2 separate regions of the Homo sapiens genome follow, and region 2 is linked to region 1. A link is a loop called in an ENCODE intact Hi-C map of the cell type or tissue named here. Cell type or tissue: endothelial cell of umbilical vein. All regions are shown on one strand. Each heading gives the region's core, and the rest is flanking DNA. Links, peaks and the distances in the headings are about the cores only. Region 1 has its middle 77 kb from the start of ABI3BP. Region 2 has its middle 150 kb from the start of ABI3BP.

Region 1 (10,287 bases), core at 1,059-9,058:
CCAACTTTACCATCAAAAAAGATTTAAATGATCTTTCCATTATTGGGTAGCTTGAAAGTGGGGTAACCAGTATTGAAGCCCAGGACTGCCTGATATAAAAAATCTGCTCTTCCCTCATCCCACACTTGGCAGTCATTCCTCTACAATACAAGAACAACTTTTAAGACATTCTCCTTCCAAAACTCTCATTGAATATAACCCTTCATAATCCAAGGTAGCTGGGGCTTATAAAAACACACATTCGGAGGCATGTTCTTCTGATGCGAAGCCTTTAAAAAAGAGAGGTGAAATAACAGAATAGGCAAGGAAATCAGTGCCTTTGGTTTTGTTACTGTTCAAGTACTACCCTTGTCAGAGAACTGCAGTTGTTCTCAAATGATTCAGGGAAAAAAACACCCTTCTGAGTCAGTAAGTTCGGCTGAAAGACAAGAGAAAATCAAGCAGAGTCATTCTAAACCAATGATTCATTGACCTTGGAAATCTGGCTAGTAGATGTCTAATAAAAACAAACCCTTTCAGTTTAAGAGATGAGATATTTACTCCATACCTAATGAAAAGTACAGAGAACTTAGAGAAATTAAATATTTTTTCCTAACACAAAACCTGGACAGATTTCTTCTTTTTCAAGGACAAGTAAAACAATATTAAGTAACATAAAGAAAGGAAGTACTGCCTTAGGGATACAGGGTATGCACAAAAAACGATTAACCATAAGAAACTGAAGATATTTTTAGAAATTATCTACTTTGCATTTTTCATAAATTAAAACAGCGTTTTCTGAAACATAAGAAATGAGTTTAAGATAAACTAGAATAAAGGGTAAGATTAAAATTAAAAAGGAATTGATCAGTACAAGGAAAGAATGCATTAAGTTAAGGGAGAAGTTTTGTTCTCTCGTCATTACCAATTTTCTTGCCACAAACAATTACAAAAGCTAAATAAAAGATAAAGAAAAATGTTTGAATGCAACAGTGAAGGGATCAAAGAGCAACCGAGGCTATCAGAAGTTGAAGGGCAATTATCCCATAAAGAAGAGAGACAGACTAATATGAACACATTTTTATAACTGTCTTTCCTCAGAGGTGTTGGTGATGTAGACCACCATTTCTAAGCAGAAAGTGGTAAGCTGGCACTGACAGCAGCCTCCCCAGGCTGGGCAGACACAGACCAAAGAAGCCAGAATGTAACAGGGAAAAGGGAATGCAGAAAGGATAGCTCAAAATACTACAGCAATTTGCCCTTCAGCCATTTGCCAACTGCTAAGTTTTACTCATACAGATTGAGACTTGAAAAAACAAGGAAAAAGCCCCAGCTCAGATGCCAGAGAGTGAAGCCAAGATTTCAGCAGTTTTTCAGTCCATCAGAGAGACAGAAGTCTGAATTCACAACCCAGTATGGTGGGGGGACCTTAGTAAAAAACTCCAGGCTCTCAGTTGAGACATAAAAGAGAAAATATATACGTACTTGAAAGCATCAGGTCATGCCAGAGTTTCTCCAATATGCATAAATTGCCTATATATATATTATATATATGTCCATTCTATATATATATAACATGTCCATTCTACTTTTTTTTGTATTTCACTGCTTTCTCTCTTTTTCTCTTTGTCTCTATAAATTTCTGCTTTTAATCTAGTTGTAATTTTATAATTTAATGCTTAATTTATTCATTCTTGTTCTTCAAGGTCAATACTTTTACTAATAGCAGCTTTATAAAGCTATAACTCATAAGTTTTGGCATATATATATGATATATATATTTCTATGTAGTTAAAATATCAATGGTTAATATCAAATATACATATAAGATTAAGCAAAATAAAATTCAGATTCCTTTATGCCAAAACTTATGACTTATAGCTTTATAAAGCTGCTATTAGTAAAAGTATTGACCTTGAAGAACAAGAATGAATAAATTAAGCATTAAATTATAAAATTACAACTAGATTAAAAGCAGAAATTTATAGAGACAAAGAGAAAAAGAGAGAAAGCAGTGAAATACAAAAAAAAGTAGAATGGACATGTAATTGATAAACAACTAAATAATTAGTTCTTCTGAAAAATCCTATAAAAAGTTGTCTAGAATATAAACAACAGGATTTTTAAATTTAAGTACTGGTTCTAAAGTTCATTTGGGAAAAAAAGCCACTTATAAAAATAAAAAAAAGTTGAACAACGGAGTAAAAAAGGATACTGACCCAGCCAAATATGATAAATCATAAATGTATTTCTCATATACTATAATCTCTATGTTCTGTTCAGTGTCTTTGTTCTTAGGTGGCATAATAATACTACATCATATTATGAGGTTTTGCCATGTTGCCCAGGCTGGTCTGGAACTCCTGGCCTCAAGTGATTCACCTGCCTTGGCCTCTCAAAATGCTGAGATTATAAGCTTGAGCCACCATATCCAGCCAGCTCGTTTTCTTAAGAGGAAGTTTAGTTGATAGAGAATTAGGGATTTCATCTGAAAAGAAGTAAAGGTAATTTATACATATTGGGGAAATTTTGGCATGACCTGATGCTTTCAGGTATTTATAACCCAGATCTCTTTATAAGTATTTCTTTATTCATTCCACTCTATTTGAGGGCCTATCATATGCCCAACACTTTATACAGCCTTGGGAATACACAGTTGAGAATAGCACAGGGATACTCCCTGCATTCAGAGAGCATACAGTTTGAGGGTAGGACAGACATTAAATAAAGGACACAATCTGTAGGTGAATTTAAGGAAAGAACCAAGATGGGATTAAACACTATTCTGCTTCTTACTGACTGGTGACTATATTTCATCATGATATTAACAGCATTATAAAACACCTAGGAAAAGTCAACAAATTATAATACATTTCAGTCTGTCAAGCAGTTTTGTTTAAGGCAGCTTTAAAAAATCCTGACGTCTAGGACACAACCAAGACCAGATAAGGCAGACTTTGGGGTGGGACCCAGGCATCAATATTATTAAAGCTTTCCAGGTGATTCCAATGTGCAGCCAAGGTTGAGAATCACCGATTTCAGGGGAAGTTTACACGTTTTTAATTTCTTTTGTATAAACATATAAACTTATTTTCCATTTTATCTAATATCCAAAGGCCTTCTAATTCATATGCCCACTTAGTCACAGAAAATATTTATGCCTCATCACCAAGTGTAAAATTTCTGGGTGGGGACATAACCTGAGCTAAGTAGCTGGAATATAAAACTGGCTATTTCTAATAGTAATCTCAAAAAAAAGGAGGCAAGTTGTTTATTTAATACTTATTTTGGCTATTACTTTATGCTTAAAAGTCCAATATAATTACATGTGATGCTAAACAAGAGTCATGTGTATCTGAGTATTGCATCATTGAGGGTAACTGCCACACCTCCCTATAGTTACAGGCTAATGTTCCTACCTAAAGCAAAATATTAAACTGATCCTCTACAATTCTTCTTATGTTGCAGGGTTTATCTAACATGCTTATGGACAGGGACAAGCATTAGGATTGAAAGAACCACTCCAAACACTATAAACAGAATATTAAAAATCTTATTGTTACCAAATAGGCAAAAGAAAAATAACATAAGCAAAGACTAGAGGTTTTCCAAAGTTTTCCTCAGTTATTTTATTCTTTGATTATAAGGCCATCTCAGGCTGTAATGTTTGGAATTTGGCCTGTTGGCCTCCAAAACCAAGGGCAAGCCATCTGGCTCCAAGCACAATGAGCTCCAATTATGGCACCATTGAATTTTTTTCTCTTTCTTTTTCCTTTGTGGATAAGACTAAGTTTTGCCATTTTGTTCTCAAGTTTCTAAGTTTTATTTTTGCTTTAGGACTCTCCCCACAGCAGCAATTCTTGCAATTACACGTTTATGTTCTGAACTCACAAGTAAATCCTATAAAAATACTCCCTTATCCCATGTTAATTACTCAAAAATCAAACCAAAGGAGCAAGTCCGTAGTAGCAAAGGGTTTTCTGCAAAGCAGAAGATACATGAAGGAATTCCTTACGGCTCCATCCTACTTTATAATCAGGGTGTGATTTTACAGCATTTAGAAAGAAATAAACAAAGGATACATCATTCTTTAAAACTTTATTTTGTCTCCTTATTTCCAAGAGTCAAATAACTACAGAACCATGAAAATTGACTCAACAAATCCTACAGCAACTCCTCTTTGTCAGGTCCCATGTTAGAACCAGAGTTTACAACACAGTATGAGAGAAGCGAGAACCTGCCATCATGGACTGTAAAGCCATAAAGTAAATAACAGAAATATAAATGACTTCATGTGTAAAGAGAAGTCATTAAGCAACCTTATTGCTCCAAATTCCATTGCTTTTTACCCTGCTCCCCAGCTCCTAAATTATCACACAAGATCATGTTCTCCCTCTCTCCCTCCTCCTCCCCTTCTGCTCTGTAGTTTAAAGCTCAACTTAACTTCTAATTCTTTAAACTCCATCCTGTTATCTTCTTTAGGGGCTGAATGGGCTGAATGGGAGAAGGGTGTGTGATTTCCTTGTGTATTGGTGAGGTGCAAAGAATGGAAACAAACTCTATCTTATTTAAGCAGGAAAAAAATGACATGAAAGGATATTGGAATTTCACATTCCTTGGGAAGTTAAACAAGCAGGAACAAAGGAAAGCTCTGCAGCCATGGCCACAGCCAGAGATGCAGCACAGAGCCTCCAGGTGAGGACACGCTGCCCCTACCCTGACACGTGCACCCAGCACCGGACCCACCACCAGAGGGCACTCCTGCTGCTGCCCTCCAGGAACTCCTCCCTATTTATGCCTCCGCAGCTTCTTTAACTCCAGATTTAAAAATTCCAGGCACTACATTAGATAGACCTAATTCCATGGGAGCTACAAAAGCAATTTCTGAGAATTTTCTGTTTCTACGGTGGTAAGGAATCTTCTGTGTCTATAGGGGGTGGACTCTGCTTCCCACCAAGACTTTTATGGCAGGGAATTTCCAAAATAGAGAAAAGGAGGTAAAATGCTGGAGACTTTTGCTTTTGCTTTTGTTTTTTTAATGACAAGCAGTCCCTCTTCCACAAATTTCTCAGGTAATTGTTCAGAAAATGTCTTGTGGACATATTCTCCTTTCCTGATTCCCATCTAAGGGAATTGGATTTTTATGGTCATCCCTAAGTAAATAGCCTGTCTAATTTCACAGAGAAGTCTAAACTTCCTGTTATCCAAATGCTACTCCCTGGGAGTCCTCTACCTTACCCAAGGCTGAAAGGACAGAATATTTTTTCTGGGTGATTTTCCCCACACAACCCTATCCACTACAAAATGGCCTCCACTTCACACTCAACTTCCTGCATTATTTTAAAATCTAGCTCAGGGCAAAAGTACACTGGGTTTCATTACTGTGTGAGATACCATCATCTTCCTCTTTCCTTCCTTTGTTGGCCCAAGAGCCGTGTCTAGTGTACTTTGAATTTTCCTTCTTTCATCAGGCCTCTGACCATTTTCCCTTCCATGAGTACAATTTCTAAGTAGTCATGATGTTACGTGCAGATAGATTCATCAAATAAGGAGAAGCCACCTAACACAAAGTCTAAGACTTTATAAAGTAAGCAGCAATGACCTTGGTTAATTCTAGAAAATAGTTGATGTCTGAGTTCCTCCGAGGTCTCCCAAGCCACCTGCTTTCCTCCCACATCTGATACTCCTCACCCCCAACCCCTTTTGCTTAATATCCTCCAGAAATAATCTGGAACTCAATAATACTAATAGGTGAATGATTGACACTAAAAGAAATCCATCTTTGAGAACTCCTCAAGTGCTTTAGGGCTTTTCTGAAAAATACTTTCCCTCCAACAGTGAAGATTCAAAACTAACCAAAGATCTCTGCATTTCCTTTTTCTATGTGTCCACAAATTATTTCTAATAAAAGGTCCAAGATAAGAATCAAACACCAATGACAGATATTTTGGATAAAATCTGTAATTCGATTATTGGTTGCTGAAATTTTGATTGACTTTTTCCCTCAGTCATGATTTTATTACAAACTTTCCCCAAAGAGTTACCAGCCCCTACAATTAAGAGTTACATACCAAGTTTACTTTAACAAAAAATCCTGAAACAAAAGTCACTGCGATTTCTGGCTAATTTTATCACTTAGGTGTATAATGCCCAATAACCTGATCCCCTCACTCAATACAATAGCCTAATTGACAGTACAAGCTCAGCCGGGCACGGTAACTCATGCGTGTAATCCCGGCACTTTGGGAGGCCAGAGTAGGAGGATTGCTTGATCTAAGGAGTTTGAGAACAGCCTGAGTAAAATAGTGAGACACTCAACTCTACAAAAAAACTAATAATAATTAGCTGGGTGTGGTGGTGCACACTTGTAGCCCCAGCTACTTGGGAGGCTGAGACAGGAGGATTGCTTGAGCCCAGGTGATTGTAGCTGCAGTGAGCTATGATCATATATCACCACACTCTAACCTGGGCAACAGAGCAAGACTTGGCCTCAAAAAATAAAATAAAAATGAAAAAGTACAAGTTCATATTCATGTTAGGACTTATTCTGATAACAAAATGCACTATCCTATCAAGAGGAACCCCACTGGTCTCATTAACATTATTTAGACAAAAATCTAAAGCCATTTATAAGCCTCGTCTACTAAACTATCAAAGTGAGGCCACTATGTTAGAAAAACACAGCTGAATTATTTATCTAACATTTCCTGGTATTTTACTTAATGAGTAAACTGTATGTTGATCTAATAAGAACAGGGAGTGGAATGGGGCGTATCATTTCTTGACTCAGACATTTTTTACAGCTAGCAGGAAACTAGATGTCATTTACTCCGGAGGTCTCAACCTGGCAGCCTGTTCTGCAATTGTGTTTTCTTTGTTTGGCAGTGTTTTGATTTAATCCGTTGCTTATATTAAACAGTATACTTCATATAAAAATGTCCAGTCTTTCACTTCTTTTTAAAAATTAGAATATCTGGCCCCATTTCTCATATTTATATAAGGTAAGCATCTTCTTATATGTAAAAGTCATCAGCTAATCCACTTTACTCATTTAAATTATCTGCATGAGTTTTAATTTTGAGGAGTACTGACAGAATCTCCACCATTACTCCTCCATCCTGCATTCTAAACAAATAAGCATCCTAAACAAGGTGTTAAAAAATCAGCCAACCAACCACTATGAAAAGGAATCATTGTTCTTGTTTTAATTAGGACTCAACACCAATTTGATAAAAAAAAAAAAAGTTCTACTCAGTATTGCTTCTCAATGTCACTAGGACATAACTACTTTCATTTTAAAGCTCAGGACAATCATCTCCTTTAATTTAATATTGTGAGGTTAGAGAAAAAGAACAGGGCAGGGTAGGAGAGAGAACTAATGATAAAATTGGATATAACTCTTAGATTTTTATTTGAAAGGCAAAAAAATAATCTTTACAGTGGCATGTGCTTATTTTCATGGTGTATCAAACAAAAGCAATAATTAGTTTTCTGAAAAGAACAACACAGGTTGCTGGAAATTAACTCTGTGTGTTTACCCTAATTAAGTTGGTGGTTAAAATTGCATATGTTAGTTGCTTTATTATTAGAAAGCTCAAATTAAAGAGAATGTAATTAAGTTGTTTGGCATTTTAAATAGGAAATGTATTAATTTTTCCACTTAGACTGATAAAGTAATTTTAAATTCTTAATAACCTGGTCTGATATGTCCAATTCAAATGACCAAGGGATTGCCAGAAAGCAGCCTGTTAGAGAGCAAAATAATCTAAGGAAAATAATCCCTTAGAATGTTTACCTAATAGCAAGTAACTTGTATGAAAGTTTACAAAACCTTAAATAACCCTCTTTTTAGACATTTCTAAATTCTTCTCCCAAATTATTATTTGTTTTAGCTTCCCAGATATATACATATATACATATTTAAGCGTACCAATCTAAAAATAAAGAATTAAGGAGCAATATTTCCCTCTCAAAATAAAAAAGTCTGTAATAAATTTGGGTTGTTAGGCTTAAACTGAACATTGCATCATAAACCTCTATGAGAGCAGACCCTGGTACATAATTTGTTGTACTTAATAACCAAAAAATATATGCACATGTGAATAAATGAATCCCCATGAAGAAAGTAAAAGCACATTAAGATGTCATTGATGGATCTTACTGTAGCTGTGATGTAATGTCTATATTATGCCTTATAACTACATTGTCAAGAGGTCTTAAAACTATTAATCATGAAAGACAAAATTATCAATTATTGATATGTTAATAACAGCATCAACTTTTGTTTTGCATTCCTGGTTAATTATGAGCATTATTATTATTACTGTAGCAGTTCTTTGTATCTACTATGGATCTTGTAATGTGCTATTATGAAAAGCAGAATAATGTCCAACCCCCAAGATGTCCACATTCTAATGTGAAACCTGTGAATATATCACCCTACATGGGAAAAGGGACTTTGCAATATGCCTAAGTGAAGGATTTTTAGATGGTAGGACTACCTGGATTATCCGGGTATCTTAGTCCATTTGTGCTGCTATATACCTGACACTAGGTAATTTATAAGAACAGAAGTTTATGCCTTACAGTTCTGCAGGCTCAGAAGTTCAGTATCAGTTCACTGTCTGGTGAGGGCTGCTCTCTGCTTCCAAGATGACACTTTGCTGCTGTGTCCAGAGGGGATAAATGCTGTGTCTTCATGTAGTGGAAGGGATGGAAGGGCCAAAAGAGTCTGGCTGGTTCCATCCACCCCTTTTATAAGAAACGAATATCATCTGTGAGGGCAGAACCTTCGTGTCTTAATCCTAACGGCCCCCATCTCTTACTATGATTGCACTGGAGAGTAAGTTTCAACATGCATTTATGAGGAGGCAAACATTCAAACCATAGCACTGGGTGAGCCCAATATAATCACAAATGTTCTTATAAGTAAAAGGCAGAGGGTCAGAATCAGAAAAGACAATGTGACAACAGAAGCAGAGTTCAGAGTCATATGGCCCCGAGCCAAGGAATGCAGGCAACCTCAAGAAACTGGAAAGGGCGAGGAAATGAATTCTCCCCTAGAGCCTCCAGAAGGAACACAGCCCTGAAGACCTGTTTTGGACTCTGATTTCCAGAAATAAAAAATAATACATTTGTGTTGTTTCAAGCTAACCAATTTTGTGATAATTTGTTATAGCAGCAATAGGAAACTAATACAGTTATGTACTGAGATATATTTAAAAATTGATTGGACATGAAAAATGTTAAGAGATAAATGGGGCATACCTAGCAAAGCTAAAATGAAGATGCTAATCAAAGACATGAACAGACCCAATATAAGCAACATGCTATGGGGAAATATCCAAGGTCTTCTGGAAAATCCATGAGCAACTGGGAAGAAAGGTCTTCTTGCTTCCTGCCAGCTCATCCTCATCTTATTCAAGGAAAGTAAAACAATTTGTTGTTTATGAAAGATCCACAGTTTTCTTTTTGTCTTTTCATTTTTCTCTTACATAAATCCTTTTTTTAAAATAGGTTAAATCGATCTACTATTGGTTCCCTTATAAATAGAGTGCTAATAATAATTATATGTTATTGAGTTATATTTCAGAAGTCTTTGATAAGTTCCAAGCAGATTTAAAATAAAAACTACCTTTTGAAATGTTGTGAAGAAAAGCCTATAAAAGGCTAGGTTAAAATGACATTCATCTGAGAAAAATTAGAATAAGCAACAAGCAAAAAACGTCAATGTGTCGCTGTCTCAGTTTTTGGTTCAAAGCTGAAACCAATCTTGGTAAAATGGAACAGAAAAGCAATCATATTAATGATATAAAATGCTAACCATTGAATAGATTAATTGGATATTTGATAAGCACTAAATATACATACACAATAGTTAAAAGGTTCCTCAAAGAATTATTAATGAATTATGTTCTGTCAACGAAATGTATAATTCTTTATTCTCTAAGGGCATTCAGTTTATGGATCTAACAATTTTTGAAGATCAACCTAAGGATATTTGAGTTGTCATGGAAATTCATAATAGCATCATCACGTAAGCCAACCTCTTCAATGTTGGTATCTTAATTCTACTCCAGTTTTTATAGAAGTATATGACTTAAAACTATAAAAATGAATGAAATCATGTCTTTTGCAGCCACATGGATGAAACTAGAAGCCATTAAGTGAAATAACTCAGAAACAGAAAGTCAAATACCACATGTTCTCACTTATAAGTGGAAGCTCAAAAATATGTATGCATGGACATAGAGAGTTGGACGGGTGGGAGGGTGGGAGCCGAGTGAGGGATGAGAAATTACTTAATGG
Region 2 (10,287 bases), core at 1,604-9,603, 71 kb after region 1:
TTGCTTCTCAAAAATAATCTGGTCACTCCAAATTTAGACCAATAAAGATTTTCAGGCTGGAAACCACTATACCACCCTCTTCAGAGTGCCATAAATGTGTCTCCTGGACTTCAAGCTCAACCTTTGCAAAACTGAAGATAGACCAAACATACTTTTCCTCCTGAGTTCTCTTTCCCAGTAATGACACCAGCATCCTCGCAGCCACCCTTGAACTTGAAATATTGGAGTCAAAGAACTTCTCCTCAACCCACACCAATTTGGTTGCCTAAGCCCTTCAACTGTGCCTTAAGGATACTTGCCACATCCATCTCCTCCTCTCCACTGCCTCTGCCTCTGATCTAATTCAGTTCTTAACATCAATCTTTTGCTTGGTATGCTGCTAGAGCTTCCTAAAGGGTCCCAGCTTTCACTCTCCTGGTTTCCACTCCAACTTTTTAATAGCCATGGGGGTTGCAAGCTTATACTCCCTCCTTAAATACCTTCAGTGGTTTTGTTTGGATGATCAAAGTCCAAAGTACTTAGTCTCAATTTTATGTTCCCACAAAAACTTTTTCAAAACTTCTCTCTTAGCCCCATCTTCTGCTATATCCTTTTAGGTACCTATGCTTTGCCATATCCAACTACTCACCATTCCCCAAACATGCTAGGAAATTGTACACATCTGTGCTTTGATTATATAAGCTCTTCCCTCAACCAGGATGTTTTTATCTTCCCCATCTTTTTCACTCATTGAAATTCTACCCATCTTTTATAGTGTATCACAAACACTATCTCCTCCATGAAACTTCTAAGATTTCTCATTGGAATGAATCATTTCTTGTTCACACTCAACTGCTATTAAATGCCTAATATGATATTTTGGGTACCAAGTCACAGGTCCTGTTTCAGAAAGCTAACAGTGAGCCATAAAGAAAACATACTATAGTTTTTCTGTTATTCTTGCCTATATTTGTTGTTTACATTTTTATCTTGCCAGTAAGATGTTAAATTTCTTTATGTTAGAAGACACATCTCATTAACTTCCTTTAAACCACTATTGATGTAGTAACAGTGTTTTGAATTTAATAGGTACTCAATAAAAATAAATGAATGGAATAATTCATCTTTACATCCTAATTTACTATGTCATTACGTTCTAGCCTTTTAAAGCAACAAAAGATATGATTTCACCTTTGTGTTTCATTCTTACCAAGGAATTCAAAGTTACTCATTTTGACACTTTTTAAGGCCAGTGGCTAGACACAACTTAATATATAATAAGTAGTAGCTTTTCTCTTTCCCAGCAACATCTAGTCAGAAGTGAGGGGGAAAAAATCTAATTCACATTAGCTACAAAATTGTAAAATATTTGAGAATAAATTTACCAAGAAGGATACAGCACCAATATAAAAACATAACTACAACATTTTATTGAAGGGCATAAAACTAGTTCTGAATAAATAGAAAGATATACCATGTCTCTGGAAAGTAATAATTAAAATATTAAAAATATAACTTTTCAAAATTAATACATAAATTTAAATCTACTCCACTTGGCAAAAAAAAAAAAAAATTCAGTGGATTTGCCAAGTTGTATAAAATCAAGCTATATATGCATCTCAAAAATGTTACATACATTCCTAAAAGTAATACTTATTTTTTAAACACCAGTGCCACTAGCCTTATGTACCAGAATATTATATGCAATCATATGGTATGGACATTTTCTAGGCATTTCCAAGAATGTTTTTAAAAAATTACATTCCTCCATAATGCTCTCTAGAGAGGCTGAATGTGCAGAAATTAGCAGCAAAATCTGCAGTTAATAATATATTCCAAATTCTTTTTTTTTTTTAAGATAGGTAACTATAGCTTTGAAGGACAACGCTGGAAAGAATTCCACAAGATCCATCAAAGAATCCTCTGCCATTTGTGAGCATTTGCCTTAACCAATGTTTAAAAGATGGTAGGAGGAAAGATGCAGGAGTGTCTTTGGTGGGTATCACAGATTATTATTCAGAACTATTCACACTCGCTATCTCAGACTTGGCCATGTGAATTGTTTTTGCCAAGAGAACATTAGCCGGTGTGACATGGTCAAAAGCTTGCAAATTACTTGCATAACTAGCCTTGCTCCCTTTCACTTCTGCCATTTCTATGAGAAGAGCATCCATGAGTGAGCCTAAGGGTCCAGGAAAAAGAAAGACACTTGGGAAACAACTGCTCCAGCAAGACCACCCCAACTGGGCACAACCTGAAAAAAAACCCATAGACATGTGAGCTAAATAAATGCTTACTGCAGTATGCTTCTTAGATTTGGGGCCTGTTTGCAATGCAACAATATAATACAGTAAGCTCCCTCCCCCGTGTCACTGTAATCTGGCAAACAACATCTTCATCCTCACTTTCAGGCTTAGTCCCACACCTAATATCTTGTGCTAGATATCTCATATTTGTTCCTTCAAATCCATGCCCCATCTTTCTCCAGCCTGCTTTCTTCTCAGGGACACTGACCTGGATGAACTGTGTTGACAGACTCCCTTTTCTCAGGTTTCCGGTAGGGCTCAGCCAATGGGAAGCCAGAAAAAAAAAGAGAGAGAGGGAGAGAGATTGCTAAGAGGGTGGAGAATGAGGTCTGGCATTTATTCCCTTGACTTCCTGCCTGTGATATCACCTTAGACTTGCTGTGTCTCTTGACCAAGCATCATTTCTCTCAAGGTGACTCCTCTGATTCCTTCTGCATTCTGGTAACAGCTCCCTCTCTTGTCTATCTGGGCCTAGAGTGGTAACGGTTCTACTGCCACTGATCCCAGGTTACTGCACCAATTCCTGGGGTCCCCTATTCCCCAGAACATTCACTTTTGCAGATGGTCCCCTTGCAAATAGATCTTTCTGGAAATGTCCTGATTTGTGTGTGTCACCTCTTTCCTGTTGGGATCCTGACTGATACATGTCCCCTCTGGATCTCTCACACCTTCTGCCTAGCATCACTTTTCTGATGACAGCTTACCTATTTTATTCTTCCTCTCATTTAGACTTTGACCTTATCAATCCACCCTGTCTGACTTAACGTCTCTTAGGTTGGACATGGTCAAAGAGTCAGTCATTGAGTATTTAATTGAGTATTTACTAAGTGTTACTAGGCAATAGAGATACAGCAGACTCTGCCTTCAAGGACTTCATCATATAGTCAGAGAAATAGACAAATCAAATTAAAATACAATGTGGCAAGAACAATAATAGGGATATGCACAAAATGCTATAGAAGCCATAGAAAAAAGGTTATGTAACACAGGACATCCATAAAAAGTAGGAGCTATGTCAGTAATGATGACAGAGATAAGGTAATAATGTGTGGGAACTGTAGAGACAATTAACAGTCAGGGAAATGCAGGGCTGTGTATTTCTAGGTGTGTACATTTGACCAGATACAATTATTTGTTTTACACATTGGAATTCCATAAATTATTTCTTTTTTATTGATACGTAATATTTGTACATATTTATGGGATACATGTGCTATCTTGACACGTGCATGCGATACCTAATGATCAAATCAGGGCATTTAGGATATTCATCACCTTAAACACTGATGTCTTTGTGTTGGGAACATTTCAAATCTTCTAGTTATTTTGAAATGTACAATGTATTATTGTTAACTGTAGTCACCCTACTGTTCCATTAAACACTAAAACTTATTCTTTCTATCTGACTGTATTTGTACCCATTAACCAACCTCTCTTCATTCTCCATCTCCCTACATATCCTTCCCAGCCTCCAGTAACTATCATTTTACTCTGCCTCCGTGAGATCAGCATTTGGTTTCCACACTTGTCTTTCTGTGTCTGGCTTATTTCAGTTAACATAAAGTTCTCCAGTTCCCTTCGTGTTTTTGTAAATGTCAGGATTTTATTCTTTTTTATGGCTGAAATAGTATTCCATTGGGTGTATGTATATTTATGTGTATATGTGTGTATGTATCACATTTTCTTTATCCAATCATCCACTTACGGACATGTAAGCTAATTCCATAACTTGGCTATTGTGATAGTTTTATAATAACATGAGGGTGCAGATATCCCTTAGACATATCAATTTCCTTTCCTTTCCTTTGAATATTTATTCAGTGGTACTGCTGGGTCATATTATAGTTCTATTTTTAGCTTTTTGAGAAACCTCATACTGTTTTCCATATGACTATATTAATTTACATTCCCACCAACAGTGTATAAGAGTTCTCTTTTCTCTGCATCCTTGCCAGCATGTATTTTTTGTCTTTTTGATAATAGCCATTCCTACTGGAGTAAGATAATATCTCATTGTGGTTTTAATTTCTATTTTCCTGATTATTAGGATTTTGAACATTTTTACATATACCTGTTGGCCATTTGTACATATTCTTTTTAGAAATGTCTATACAGATATTTTGCATATTTTTTAATGGGATTTTTTTTTTTGCTGTTGAGTTCCTTGTATATTCTAGATATTAGTCCCTTCTCAAGTACATAGTTTGCAATGTTTCTGCCACTTAACAGGTTGTCTTTTCTCTCTGTTGATTGTTTCCTTTGCTATGCAGAAACTTTTTAGTTTAATATAATCCAATTTGTTTGTTGACTTTTAGTTTTTGTGGCCTGTGCTTTAGAGGTCTCAGCCATAAAATCTTTGCCTAGGCCAATGTCCTGGAGCATTTTCTCTCTGTTTCCTTCTAGTAGTTTTATAGTTTTGGATCTTACATTTAAGTTTTTAATCCAAATAAATCATTTCTTTTGAACAAAAATTCAAAGACTTTGAAGCCTGAAAGCCTATAAATCAAACAATAATTGAAAAGAATTTGGAAAACTGGAACCGCTAAAATCTATGAACAAGAGGTAATAAAATCAGAAGAACTACACAATGGAACAGGAAATGATGAATATTTGTGTTGCTTGGAAATAATAGCATTAACTAAACTAGCTGTGAAACTGAAGAGTAGCTTTCAGCAACCACATACACTAGAAGGTAGAGGCAAAGGCAAAAGAAGCTCTGTTTTTTTTTTTAAATCAAGAATATATGTGGCTTGGTAAAATATCTGCTCCAATTACACTGGACAAGATTTACTACAAAAATGTTTTCTTTGCCTAACTAAGTTTTAAAGACTGGATTGTGCATAGAAGCATAATTAACACATATTTTTTAAAACAACTATTCAAAAAATCAATAAGTGGTTACTGCTCCTGTAATTTTGAAATGACCAGGGAGACAGTATATAGAAGCAGTGGATGGTTTGAGGAAAGGGTTCAAACATGTCTCTGGCCTAGGGAGAAGCAGTCCTCAGCAGAGAGGCAGAGAGTTTGTAGGAATTAACAGGACTCAGTAACTGCCAACTGTCATTATCTGAGCACCTATTCTTTTGTGCTTTCTGCTATGGAATTATGCTTATTCATATTTAGAGTTGACATTTATTAAGTCTTCTTACGGCCCAGGAATTATGCTATAAATTTTATTAATACAAGTAATATAAAACTGATCACTAGTAAACAAAATTATTAATTTTAAAAGATAATTATTGAAAACCTGTTATGTGCCAGGTATTGTGCCAAGCATTTTATATACTTATTTCCCATTTGTAATTAACTATCTGGGTTTTATATTCATCCACTCAATAAGTGTTTTACTCTTTCTTCCATATACATTTATATTATGTGAACTGTTTAAAAGAACACTATGAGTTTTGTAAATGAACAAAAAATACATAGACCCATACTAGTAGGAGACATTGAAGTCCCTGTGCTAACCTGGAGATAGAACCATGAGCAAAATGGGCAAGAGGACTGTCCTCATGAAGCTCTAATAAGGAAGACAGACAATTACAAGTAAGCAAGTAAATACCTAACATATTGGATGGTGATAAGTCAGGAAGTGAAGATAAATGAAGGAGAGTAAGGAAGGCAGATAAAGATAAGGAAGTGGGTGGGGGACGCTGGCTGGAGGGAGTCTTTTACACAAGGTAATAATGTGTGGGAACTGCAGGACTTATAGGAACTTATAGAACTTATAGGAAAGGTCTATATTTATGAAAAAGAGACATTTTAGCAGAGACCCGAAACAGGTAAGGACAGAATTTTTCCAAGCAAAACAGAGATAGATGTCATCATTAGACCTATTTTACAAGTGAGGAATCAGGACTGATAGAGACGGGCACAGACAGCAATGTTCATCAGATATTCCATTTGTTCCTCTACATTTCCCTGTCCCCTTTCAGTTACAAAGCATAATGACAAATTAACTGGAAATGGTTACAGTACAATATGTTAAGTTTGAGTAATGTGTTTTATTTTCAGAATCCTATGCCTTTTATTACAAAATTAACAATGTTTTGTAAACCACTCAAGCAATATAAAAGCATGCTAAGAGAAAGTAAAATTCTTCCTTAATCCAACTTTCCAAAGGTTACCATAATTAATAGCATGTGTCCTTCCAAATACTTTGTTATAACAGTATATTATTATATAAAAATAAGTATGTCCATTTCATAATATTTCTTAAAATTAGCTGAATATCAGTGGAGTGGCAGTTGAAGCGAGATGGACATTCTGGGGTAGGAGGTGTAGCAGTGCGGGTTTTGATACTGAGCGTCAGCACCTGTGATCCCTCTAATAGAGATTCAGAGTTTATAGAACTTGGCACTGGTGATGGTGGAACAATCTTCTCACTGAGCCTCTTTCTGGGACATAATTTTTGGGCACTGTTCTTTGCTGCTTAGCCTCCAAGCCTGGTTCTCCTCCAATCCTCCTTGCAATTCTGGACAATGCCCAATTTCGTTTGTAAATTGAAATGTTAAATTGCAAGTAGAGACTGAAAAGCACCAGAATCCAATTCTCAAAATATTCCTAAATGAGGAGCCAAACCAAATTGCAGAAATTTCCAAGCAGGTGGCTGAGAACCAACATGCTGTTTACACTTTAAAGAAATTGTTTTTCTGCTTGAATTAACCAGAGTTCATTTCTACTCATTGCAACTAAGCTACCTGACAGACACAATGACCTTAATTAACCCCTGGCCAGAGTTGATTGGTCAAAAGTTGGAAACCTCAACCCACCTTGACTCTCTTATTATCCAGTTCTGCATTATGACATTTAGTGGCCTAAAATGGTAATTTGTTATCTCCCAATGTTCAGAGGATGGCTGGACTCAACTAGGAAGTGTCACTTGGGATCCTTCATGTACTTGCAGTCAGATATCAGTTGGGCCTGCAGTCATCTGAAGGCCCAGCTAAGCTGGATGTTTAAGATGATTCACTTATATGCCTGGCAACTGTTGCTCACTGCCCAGTGGGTTTTCGGTTCAGGCTATTAACAAGTGCACGCTACATGGCATCTCCGTGTGGTTTGAGCTTCTTGCAACATAGTGAGAAGTTCCGATAGAGAGCATCTAATAACTAGAATTCCAAGAACCCCAGGTGGGAAGCTGCAAGGCTTCAAAATTCACACAACATCACACCCCATTCAAGATAGAGTCACAGAAACAGCTTAGATTTGGGAAAGGGACCTGTAGTATAAGGGCATGTGGCCGGCAGAAAAATAGTCCTCCAAAGATGTCCATGTTCTAAGCCACAGAATGTTACCTTATATGGCACAAGGGGCTTTGCAGATGTGATTAAGTGTATAAACCTTGAGATGGGGCGATTTTCCCTGTGCCCAATTTAATCATGTGTGTACTTAAAAGTGGAGAAATCTTTCTCAGCGCCAGAGAAACAGAGAGAAGGCAACATGAAGACTCGGCCTGTCATTGCTAGCTTGAAGATGGAGGAAGGGATCTCCAAACCAAGAATGCAGGCAGCCTTGAGAAACTAGCAAATGCAAGTAAATAGATTCTCCCCTAGAGCTTCCAGAAAGGAATGCAGCCCTGCTGGTATATTGATGTCGGCCAAGTGCTACCTGGGCTGGACTTAGGACCTACAGAATAGTAAGATAATTCATGTTAACCCACAAAAACTATAGCAATTTGTGATAGCAGTGATAGGAAACTAATTTACTAGAAGGCATGGCTCATTGGAATATTATCTTTGAACACCAGGTACCACACCTGACCTATAAGAGCCCTTTCTTAGAAGTTCAAAATTACAGGTAAAAAATCAACCTCTTAGGTGAAAAAGATTTAAATCCACAAAAATGTTGGTGGCAGTCTGTTTTCTACCCTGTGCTCTGTAATTGAAATACTGTATAACACTTACAACTTTTGAAATGAATTAATGATAGCAATGCTAATTGAAAATGAAAACTCTCAGACACTTAACCTGTTATTTGATCTCCATTGTACAAAAGAGGCTTTATCAATTTACTGGAACAATCAGCCTATGTCTTCCAACAATTAGACCATTTAAATCTAGAGATAGTCATTTGCTTTAATAAGTAAGTTCCTTAGGTAAGAAAGAAATATATACATATGCTTTGGTAGATATAAAATAAGTGTTCAAATGTAACTAACTTTAAGCAGGAACTAGACAGTGTGAACTGGGATATCTGGATAGGGGAGTCTAAGAGACTAAGAAGTTAGGCATCTGAGTTACCCACCTGACCCAAAGGCAACCAGGCTATAGCAACACACAGATAACAAGTTGAGGAAAGAAGAAATATTCCGGAGTTTTTTACACAAGTTTTTCTATAAGTCTGGTTATAGGATAGTAAGATAAAAATCAGCTGAATTCTCAATATTTAGTTTTTTTTAGTGGTTCTGTTATTCAAACAAACAAAAATTGAAATATAAATTTAAAGAGTGTGGGATTGTCCTGTCTCCAATCACTACTTTACTCTTCTCCTTCCTACTCAACAGCACTTAACTTCCCCAGAAAATGCATAATGAGATGCTCAAGATTATGTTAGTGGAAAACTGCTTTTTTAACTTATTTGGAATAAACAATGTTTACCATGAAGATTTTAAAAACTAAGCCAGAGTCTTCCTTTGATACTAACAAAATATTGGTGAACAAAGGAAAAGCTGTGTTTTAAATGAAACTGGATCCCTTCCTTACACCTTATACAAAAATTAATTCAAGATGGATTAAAGACTTACATGTTAGACCTAAAACCATAAAAACCCTAGAAGAAAACCTAGGCAATACCATTCAGGACATAGGCATGGGCAAGGACTTCATGTCTAAAACACCAAAAGCAATGGCAACAAAAGCCAAAATTGACAAATGGGATCTCATTAAACTAAAGAGCTTCTGCACAGCAAAAGAAACCACCATCAGAGTGAACAGGCAACCTACAGAATGGGAGAAAATTTTTGCAATCTACTCATCTGACAAAGGGCTAATATCCAGAATCTACAATGAACTCAAACAAATTTACAAGAAAAAAACAAACAACCCCATCAAAAAGTGGGCAAAGGATATGAACAGACACTTCTCAAAAGAAGACATTTATGCAGCCAAAAAACACATGAAAAAATGCTCATCATCACTGGCCATCAGAGAAATGCAAATCAAAACCACAATGAGATACCATCTCACACCAGTTAGAATGGCGATCATTAAAAAGTCAGGAAACAACAGGTGCTGGAGAGGATGTGGAGAAATAGGAACACTTTTACACTGTTGGTGGGATTGTAAACTAGTTCAACCATTGTGGAAGTCGGTGTGGCGATTCCTCAGGGATCTAGAACTAGAAATACCATTTGATCCAGCCATCCCATTACTGGGTATATACCCAAAGGATTATAAATCATGCTGCTATAAAGACACATGCACATGTATGTTTATTGCGGCACTATTCACAATAGCAAAGACTTGGAACCAACCCAAATGTCCAACAATGATAGACTGGATTAAGAAAATGTGGCACATATACACCATGGAATACTATGCAGCCATAAAAAATGATGAGTTCATGTCCTTTGTAGGGGCATGGATGAAGCTGGAAACCATCATTCTCAGCAAACTATCACAAGGACAAAAAAACAAACACCGCATGTTCTCACTCATAGGTGGGAATTGAACAATGAGAACACATGGACACAGGAAGGGGAACATCACACACCAGGGACTGTTGTGGGGTTGAGGGAGGGGGAGGGATAGCATTGGGAGATATACCTAATGCTAAATGACAAATTAATGGGTGCAGCACACCAACATGGCACATGCATACATATGTAACAAACCTGCACATCGTGCACATGTACCCTAAAACTTAAAGTATAATAATAATAATAAAAATGTGCGCATCTCTATCCTTCTCATTTAGACAGGGGACAGATACTTAAAAGCCAGGAAAATGTCAGAAAGTTACTTTATTAAAATAAGCTCAAGTTAGTTTTATAGGCAAGATT

What was found. Peaks named below come from ENCODE experiments on the same cell type or tissue, not always from the same donor. Only the 100,000 strongest peaks of a DNase experiment are listed, where the experiment ranks them.
Region 2: it touches region 1 in a loop (4-fold over the local background); 6 of 110 quality-filtered maps call a loop at or near these places.

What each region holds. Positions count from the first base shown.
Region 1 is chr3:101,065,730-101,076,016 of GRCh38, forward strand. No RefSeq gene overlaps it. Among named protein-coding and RNA genes, the nearest start is that of ABI3BP, 77 kb to the left of the region's middle. In endothelial cell of umbilical vein, for the core only: a CTCF peak has its summit at 4,702 (motif pointing right); DNase peaks (open chromatin) are centred at 1,192, 4,562 and 6,772; H3K27ac peaks cover 4,050 bases.
Region 2 is chr3:101,136,463-101,146,749 of GRCh38, forward strand. No RefSeq gene overlaps it. Among named protein-coding and RNA genes, the nearest start is that of ABI3BP, 150 kb to the left of the region's middle. In endothelial cell of umbilical vein, for the core only: no CTCF peak of the experiment used is centred there; DNase peaks (open chromatin) are centred at 4,109 and 4,859; H3K27ac peaks cover 1,118 bases.